Regions from separate parts of the Homo sapiens genome. Here region 2 is linked to region 1. A link is an interaction called in ENCODE POLR2A ChIA-PET data of the cell type or tissue named here. Cell type or tissue: HepG2. All regions are shown on one strand. Links, peaks and the distances in the headings refer to the core of each region. The heading gives the core; the rest is flanking DNA.

The links. ChIA-PET counts read pairs that join two places held together with the same protein. Peaks named below come from ENCODE experiments on the same cell type or tissue, not always from the same donor. Only the 100,000 strongest peaks of a DNase experiment are listed, where the experiment ranks them.
Region 2: POLR2A ChIA-PET joins it to region 1 with 6 read pairs; 4 of 35 experiments call an interaction of 5 or more read pairs at or near these places.

What each region holds. Positions count from the first base shown.
Region 1 is chr1:9,169,739-9,174,125 of GRCh38, reverse strand. The region is part of intron 1 of MIR34AHG (MIR34A host gene); the gene reads left to right. Among named protein-coding and RNA genes, the nearest start is that of LNCTAM34A, 10 kb to the left of the region's middle. RefSeq lists enhancers at 3,593-4,092, 4,093-4,387. In HepG2, for the core only: no CTCF peak of the experiment used is centred there; a DNase peak (open chromatin) is centred at 1,815.
Region 2 is chr1:8,882,510-8,886,896 of GRCh38, reverse strand. It overlaps the pseudogene RNU6-304P. Among named protein-coding and RNA genes, the nearest start is that of ENO1-AS1, 5.9 kb to the right of the region's middle. RefSeq lists an enhancer at 2,694-3,413. In HepG2, for the core only: no CTCF peak of the experiment used is centred there; no DNase peak of the experiment used is centred there.

The DNA.
Region 1 (4,387 bases), core at 161-4,160:
CATTCCCTTTGGGCGTGGGGACCATCCTGGAGTCCACTGCAGGCACAAGCAGGCAAAGGGAACAGCAGGTAGGAGTGCAGAGGTTCTGAGGGCAGGTGTGGGGCAACCCCATGGGGCTCAGTCATGCCTCAGGGCAGGTAGGGGGCCAGAAGCAGTGGCCACTGCACCCTGCCTCCTCACTTCACTAGGAAAATGGGAGGGAGCGGGATGTCACCCCTTGAGGTGGTTTGTCTTTGGGGCACAAGATACCTCTGAACAGGAGCCTCAACACCAGGCAGACAGGTTCCTGGGAAACCTTGAGTGTTTTATTTTTATTTTATTTTATTTTATTTTGAGACAGAGTCTCATTGCGACTCCCAGGCTGGAGTGCAATGGCATGATCTCAGCTCACTGCAACCTCCGCTTCCCAGGTTCAAGCGATTCTCCTGCCTCAGCCTTGCAAGTGGCTGGGATTACAGGTGCATGCCACCACGCCTGGCTAATTTTTGTATTTTTAGTAGAAACGAGGTTTGACCATGTTGGCCAGGCTGGTCTTGAACTCGTGACCTCAAGTGACCCACCTGCCTTAGTCTCCCAAAATGTTGGGATTACAGGCGTGAGCCACCGCACCCAGCAAGTGTTTTAGACAGCTAAAGATTCATCCTGGCTGGGTGCGGTGCCTCATGCCTGTAATCCCAGCACTTTGGGAGGCTGAGGAGGGAGGATTGCTTGAGCCCAGGAGTTCGAGACCAGCCTGGGCAACACGGCGAAACACTGTCTCTACAAAAAAATCAAAAAAGATGAAGCAGGAGGATTATTTGAGCCCTGGAGGTTGAGGCTGCAGTGAGCCATGACTGTGCCACTGCACTCCCTCCTGGGTGACAGAGCGGGACCCTGCCTCAAAAAAAAAAAAAAAAAAAAAATTCCTCCCTGTACCGGCACTTTTCAATTGTTTCGTTTTTGGTTGGAAGTCTTTCCAGAATATAATTCATGCTTCCCTCTTCTTAAAACAGAATAAACACAATTTTACCTGGCCTCAGGTGGCAGGGCTTTTTTAAGTGTCACGAATGTGGTTTATAGAATTTCCATTTCTTCTCTTGTTCTCTTTCTCTCACTTGTCTTTCCTTGTTCTTGCCGGTGAATCTGATTTCAGCAAACCTTTCCCTCCCTTCCAAGTTGCTGCTTCTAAATTACTGTGGGGTCAGGAACCCTCATTCCTATTTAGGTTAAGATTTTGAAATAAGACCATCTTGGATGATCTGGGTGAGCCCTAAGACAGGTGTCCTTAGAAACAGAGGCAGAAGGAAATTTAAGACAGTCAGAAGAGGAGAAAACACAGACACACAGAGAAGGCCACTGAAAGACAGAGGCAGAGACTGGAGTGATGCAGCCAGCCCAGGAATGCTGGGACAGCCACCAAAGGTAAAAAGAGACAAGGGAGGCTTCTTCAGGCTGGATATGGTGGGTCGTGCCTGTAATCCCAGCACTTTTGGGAGGCTGAGGCAGGTGGATCATCTGAGGTCACGAGTTCGAGACCAGCCTGGCCAACATGGTGAAACCCCATCTCTACTAAAAATACAAAAATTAGCCAGGCGTGGTGGCGTGCACCTGTAATCCCAGCTACTCGGAAGGCTGGGGCAGAATTGCTTGAACCTGGGAGGCGGAGATTGCAGTGAGCCAAGATCATGCCACTGCACTCCAGCCTGGGCGACAGAGTGAGACTCTGTGAAAAAAAAATAAAAAATGAGTTCATACAGTGGAGTTCAAGGGCAAGCTGGGCCTCACCCCAATGTCAGAATGAGGGGCCAGAGGTCATTTGGAAACAAAGCATTGCTTTGATTCATCACTTTCCTTTAGCTTAGCTTTAGTTGTGCTATTTACTTGATATTGAATTTCAGCTGTGAAGTTGGGAGTGGAGTGAGTGTTTATCCAAGGAGAGTATTGATTAACAGAATATGAGATATTAACAAAACACCATGTTGAGGGTAACAGTATGTTCTGAGGAGGGACAGGAACTTGAGCGCAGGAGTTTGAGCTGCTCAGAGACTTTCTTTTTTTTAAGACAGTGTCTTGCTTTGTTGCTCAGGCTGGAGTGCAGTGGGGTGATCATGGCTTACTGTAGCCTTGACTTCCCAGACTCAAGCCGTCCTCCCACTTTAGCCTCCCAAGTAGCTGGGACTATAGGCATGTGCCACCATGCCTGGCTAATTTTTTTTTTTTTTTGTAGAGATGGGTTTCGCCATGTTGCCCAGGCTGGTCTTGAACTCCTGGGCTCAAGCGATCCACTCACCTCAGCCTCTCAACGTGCTGTGATTACAGGCATGAGCCACCAAAGTGCTGTGATTACAGGCATAAGCCACCGTGCCCAGCCCAGAGGCTGCTTTCCTACCCTGTCTCTCTGTAACAACCCCATTGCAGTTGTGAATGAGCTTATTCGTGACTCCAGGAGTATAATAATTTCCTGTGGCTGCTGGATGGCTTAAATTATTCTCTCACAGTTCTGGAGGCCAGAAATCTGAAATCCAGCAGGGCCATACTCCCACTGGAGGCTCTAGGGAAGAAGCCTCCCTTGTCTCTCTTTAGCTTTGGTGACTGTCCCAGCATTCCTGGGCTGGTGGCTGCATCACTCCAGTCTCTGCCTCTTTCAGTGGCCTTCTCTGTGTGTCTGTGTCTTCTCCTCTTCTGACTGTCTTAAATTTCCTTCTGCCTCTGTTTCTAAGGACACCTGTCTTCGGGCTCACCCAGATCATCCAAGATGGTCTCATCTCATAATCTTAATCAGCTCCGCAAAGACCCACATGCTCTGGTTGCAGGGATTTGATGTGGCTATCTCTCCAGGGTGTTTTTCAGTCCACTGCAATGAGTGACGCAGTAAAAGAATGAAGAACAGTGCCTGACGCGTAGTGGGGCCGCTGTTGATATTGCTATTGCTGCTGTTTTTGGATTACTTCTCATCCTTTCATTCATTCACTGGTTATCCAGGTATTGGCCCTGGCTCCCCATCATGCTAGGTGCCAAGGGGGAATAAGTGAAGTGAGGCACCCTGACCCACGAGGGGATGATGCCCCATGTTGCTGGATATCTGAGGTCCCACAGTACAATGGACTGTCCTGGCTGAGCCTACAAACCTGCCACACTTATGGTATTGTGACTTTGGGGCGTGGCATTCCTAGTTGCAAGCAGCCAACTTGCCAAATAACCTTGTGAAAAGTCCAAATCATTGTCAACTTATGAATTAGGTGTACTTGGCCGGGCACGGTAGCTCACGCCTGTAATCTCAGCACTTTGGGAGGCCGAGGTGGGTGGATCACCTGAGGTCAGGAGTTCGAGACCAGCCTGACCAACATGGTGAAATCCTGTCTCTACTAAAAATACAAAAAATTAGCCACGCGTGGTGGCGGGTGCCTGTAATCCCAGCTACTCGGGAGGCTGAGGCAGGAGAATCACTTGAACCCAGGAGTGGAGATTGCTGTGAGCTGAGATCGTGCTACTGCACTCCAGCCTGGGTGACAGAGCAAGTCTCAGTTTTAAAAAAAAATTAGGTGTACTCAAAGATGGTCTGAAATGGAAGTGTGACTCCCTGCAGTTACAGTTTTGTTTTTTTATAATTTTTTTGAGACAGAGTCTCACACTGTCACCTGGGCTGGAGTGCAATGGCATGATATCGGCTCACTGCAACCTCCACTTCCCAGGTTCAAGCGATTCTCCTGCCTCAACCTCCTGAGTAGCTGGGACTGCAGGTGTCTGCCACCACACCTGGCTAATTTTTTGTATTTTTAGTGGAGATGGGGTTTCACCATGTTAGCCAGAATGGTCTCGATCTCTTGACCTTGTGATCCACCTGCCTCGGCCTCCCAAAGTGCTGGGATTACAGTCATGAGCCACAGCGCTCGGCCCCAGTTACAGTTTTTAAAGCACTTTCCCATCTGCTGCCTCACCTGTGTTTTCTGGGCTGACGACAGACTAAACACCTGAGGCTCAGCCTGATCATTAAGCTCTTGAAGGATTGGAACGTGCGGTCCGCTGACAGCGCAGGCTGGCTGGCAGCGCTGCCCGTCTTTTTTTGCCCACTCCTCCTCCTGTGCTTTCTCAACAGACCTTTACTGGCACTCACTATGTCCTGTCTGCTGGGCTAGGTGCTGGGAGTAGGAACAGGAAGCTGACACTCAGTCTGGTGAGAGGGAGGTACAAGCGAGTTGGCCACCATGATGCAGGGAGACGTGTGATGCTTGGGGTGGGCACTGGGAGCCCATAGCTGAGTGAGGGGGGTTGTAGGGCGCTTAACCGAGGCCTGAAGGATGAGTAAGAGTTACTTGTGAAGCTAGAAGGGTGGGGCCTCAAGGCAGAGAGGCTGGCCCCAGAAGGCCTGGGGGGCATAGAGCCAGCATCTGAGTGAGGAGGGCCCTGG
Region 2 (4,387 bases), core at 190-4,189, 290 kb after region 1:
ACTTGAGCCTGGGAGGTTGAGGCTGCAGTGAGCCATGACTGGCAGCACTGCACTCCAGCCTGGCCAACAGAGCAAGACCTGTCTCAAAAAAGAAAGGAAATGAGTGTGTCTGTGTTCCCACAAAACTTTATTTATAAAAACAGAATTTGGACCCTAGGCCATAGCTTGTCAATCCCTGGGCTAGACAGACTACTGAATGATGAGAAGCCATGTGGAGAGACCCTGCAGAGTCAGAGGCTCTAGTAGGTTGAATAATGTCCTCCCACAAAACTTCATGTTTATCCGCAGCCTGTGACTATGACTTCGGCTGCCAAAACACAGCTCCTTAGACTGGGCAATTTACAAATAGTAGACATTTATTTCTCACAGGTCTGGAGGCTGGGAAACACAAGATCAAGGCGTCCACAGATTTGGTATCAAGTAAAGGCCTGCTTTCTGCCCCTGCTCCATAGATGCTGTGCCCTCACATGGCAGAAGAGAAAGGCAGCTCCCTCCAACCTCTTTTATGAGAACCTTAATCCCATTCATGAAGGCAGGGCTCAATCACCTACCAAAGGCCCCACCTTTTTTTGTTTGTTTGTTTTGAGACAGAGTCTCGCTCTGTCACCCAGGCTGGAGTGCACTGGCATGATCTCAGCTCACTACAAACTCCACCACCTGGGTTCAAGTGGTCCTGCCTCAGCCTCCTGAGTAGCTGGAATTACAGGCACCTGCCACCGCGCCCGGCTAATTTTTATATTTTTCGTAGAGATGGGGTTTCACCATGTTGGTGGTAAGGCTGCTCTCGAACTCCCGATCTCAGGTGATCTGCCCGCCTCAGCCTCCCAAAGTGCTGGAATTATAGGTGTGAGCCTCCATGCTCAGCCTGTCAGTTTCATCCAGTCTCCTACCTTTGCTTTTGATATCAGTACCTTAAGGAGACTCATTCAGCCAGTTAGAAATCTACCCACTTGCTTTTCTGTTCAAAATGCGTAAGAGAAATCTTCATTTCTCTCCTAGCCCCAAGAATTACCTAAGAGGCTCTGAGAAATGCTGTGCTGAAATCCATTCTCTTCTCAGCATTTCCCTGACCACCAGGAAACAAGACAAGCAAACAAAAACCCCATTTAGTCAGAGAATTCCAGTGCAGGAGGTGTGGGGACTTTACTTCCAAGGACTTCACTTCATGGGAACTGTAACGTGTTTGTGTGAAATCAGAAAGTCTCTTGTTTTTGAAACAGAGTTTCTCTCGTCACCCAGGCTGGAGTGCAGTGGCGCTATCTCAGCTCACTGCACCCTCCACCTCTTGGGTTCAAGCAATTCTCCTGCCTCAGCCTCCCGAGTAGCTGGGATTACAGACACCCACCATCACACCCAGCTAATTTTTGTATTTTCAGTAGAGACAGCGTTTCACCATGTTGGCCAGGCTGGTCTCGAACTCCCAACCTCAAGTGATCTGCCCTCCTCGGCCTCCCAAAGTGTGGGATTACAGGCTTGAGCCACCGGGCCCAGCCGAAAATCAGAAAGTTTCTACCCCTCTGCTTAGGAAATGCCAGAAAACATCAACCTGAGTATGGGGTTGGGGACATTTTATCATTGGAACTCCAATGCTGACACAGTGTAACTGGCATTTCTGACTGCAAGCTGCCTCTCCTGACTGCAAACCTGTTCTAGAGAGAACACAGAATCCGGCAGACACAAAAGCTTCCTGAGTGATGTTTCGCAAATCCTGAAGCTGCTACAGCTAAATTCTAGGTAGTTGTGGTATAGATAAGCAAATCAAGACAAGGTTCCTTGGACTAACGGTGGTGTTGTAGCATTTTACTGGAATCCGAGGACTAGGGGAATGAACAATCTTCATCTTGGAGGAGCACAATGCTGAGGTTGGGGGCGAGGACTGGGGACCAGGCTGCGTTAGTTGGTCCTCTGGCACCTCAGCCAGCAGCTGCTGCCTCCCTGCCCCTTGGAAAGTGGAGACGATCAGATGGAGTGTGCTCATGGACGTGCTTACAAGATTAAATGAGTTACATATACAAGCATCCTGGTGTCTGGCAAGTAACGAGGCCTCAGCAACATTATTTTTTTTATTTATTTATTTTGACACAGAGTCTCACTGTGTCGCCCAGGCTGGAGTGCAGTGTGGCACAATCTCAGCTCACTGCAACCTCTGCCTCCTGGACTCAAGCAATTTTCCTGCCTCAGCCTCCCGAGCAGCTGAGATTACACACATGTGCCACCACGCCCAGCTAATTTTTGTATTTTTGTAGAGATGGGGTTTTGCCATGTTGGCCAGGCTGGTCTCAAACTACTGACCTCAGGTGATCTGCCTGCCTCGCCCTCCCAAAGTGCTGGGATTACAGGCATGAGCCACTGTGCCCGGCCCAGCAACTTTATTGGTCTGCGATAGATGCAGGGAGAATTTTCTCATTATCTTGTGGTGTGCCTGAAGGCGTGGTGAAACCCTGCTCCCCACGCCTGAATCACGCCAGATCACTACCTTCTGAAGAACGTGGCTCCTCATTTTCCATCTGGAACTCAGCAATTGTTACCTGACCTCTCCTCCTCTCAAGACAAGGGCCTTCCCAGGGGCCGGCACTCCTGCCTCCAAGTGATGCTGTGACAACCTTAAGAAACTCAGCGGCCGGGCGCGATGGCTCATGCCTGTAATCCCAGCACTTTGGAAGGCCAAGGAGGGCGGATCGCCTGAGGTCAGGAGTTCAAGACCAGCCTGACCAACATGGAGAAACCCTGTCTCTACTAAAAATACAAAATTAGCTGGGCGTGGTGGCACATGCCTGTAATCCCAGCTACGAGGGAGGGTGAGGCAGGAGAATCGCTTGAACCTGGTGGGTGGAGGCTGCGGTGAACCGAGATGGCGCCACTGCACTCCAGCCTGGGCAACAAGAGTGAAACTCCATCTCAAAAAAAAAAAAAAAGAACCTCGGCAACAACCTTAAGAATTTTGTGAAAAAGAGGGAGGGAACAGAGACACGTGAAAAGAAAACTGGCTGGATAACTTCCTGCAGATACTATTTAGGGATATTAGTGCCTTCTAGGTGTCCATTCTAGCTTGAAACAGTAATTCCCAGACTGCCGACCTCCCCCTGAGACTATTATCACATCCATCCCAAAGATAAAGGCGCTGGGGCCCTGAGGGAGGCCATGCTGAGCTCTTTGATGCCAAATAGAGATGCTTTCCTCTGATGCCTGCTGAGACAGACTTTCCAGAAGTTGTTCTCCCTCGGCTGTCACTTGGGTGCCCCTTCATGACCTCTGCCCAGGGGAACTCTGCTCCCAGCTTCCCCAGCTCCCCTGGGCCTTCTTGCTTAATCACCTCCCCTTTACTCCTCTCATTTGGACACCCTGAGGAATGCCAACCTAGCATGACTTGCCAGCACATATACTAAAAAAAAATTGGAATGATACAGAGAAGATCAGCATGGGCCCCGCGCGAGGACGTCATGCAAATCTGTGAAGTGTTCTGTACTTATAATTTTTTTATATATATTTAAAAATAAAATACGGCTGGGCACGGTGGCTCACACCTATAATCTCAGCACTTTGGGAGGCTGAGGCGGGAGGATCAAGAGGTCAGGAGATCAAGACCATCATAGCTAATACGGTGAGACCCCATCTCTACTAAAAATACAAAAGCTTAGCCGGGCGTGGTGGCATGCGGCTGTAATCCCAGCTAATCCGGAGGCTGAGGCAGGAGAATCGCTTGAACCCGGGAGGCAAAGGTTGCAGTGAGCCAAGACTGTGCCCCTACACTCCAGCCTGGGTGACAGAGAGAGACTCTGTATCAAAAATAAAATAAAATAATATAAAATAGGCTGGGCGAGGTGGCTCATGCCTGTAATCTCATCACTTTGGGAGGCCGAGGCAGGTGGATCACGAGGTCAGGAGTTTGAGACCAGCCTGGCCAACATGGTAAAACCCTGCCTCTACTAAAAATACAAAAAAAATTGGCTGGGCGTGGTAGTGGGTGCCTGTAATCCCAGCTACTCAGGAGGCTGAGGCAGGAGGATCGCTTGAATCCAGGAGGCAGAGGTTGCAGTGAGTCGAGATCGCATCAGTGCACTCCAGCCTGGGCAAAAAAAAATGAGACTCCTTCTAAAAATAAAAAAAAAAAAATCATTTTAAAAAGCAAGGGAATAGACCAGGTGCGGTGGCTCACACTTGTAATCCCAGCACTTTGGGAGGCTGAAGCAGGTGGATCACGAGGTCAGGAGATCGAGACCATTCTGGCTAACATGGTGAAACCCCATCTCTACCAAAAATACAAAAAATTAGCTGGGTGTGGTGGCGGGCACCTCTAGTCCCAGCTACTCGGGAGGCTGAGGCAAGAGAATGGTGTGAACCGGAGAGGCGGAACTTAAAGTGAGCTGAGATCAGCCACTGCACTCCA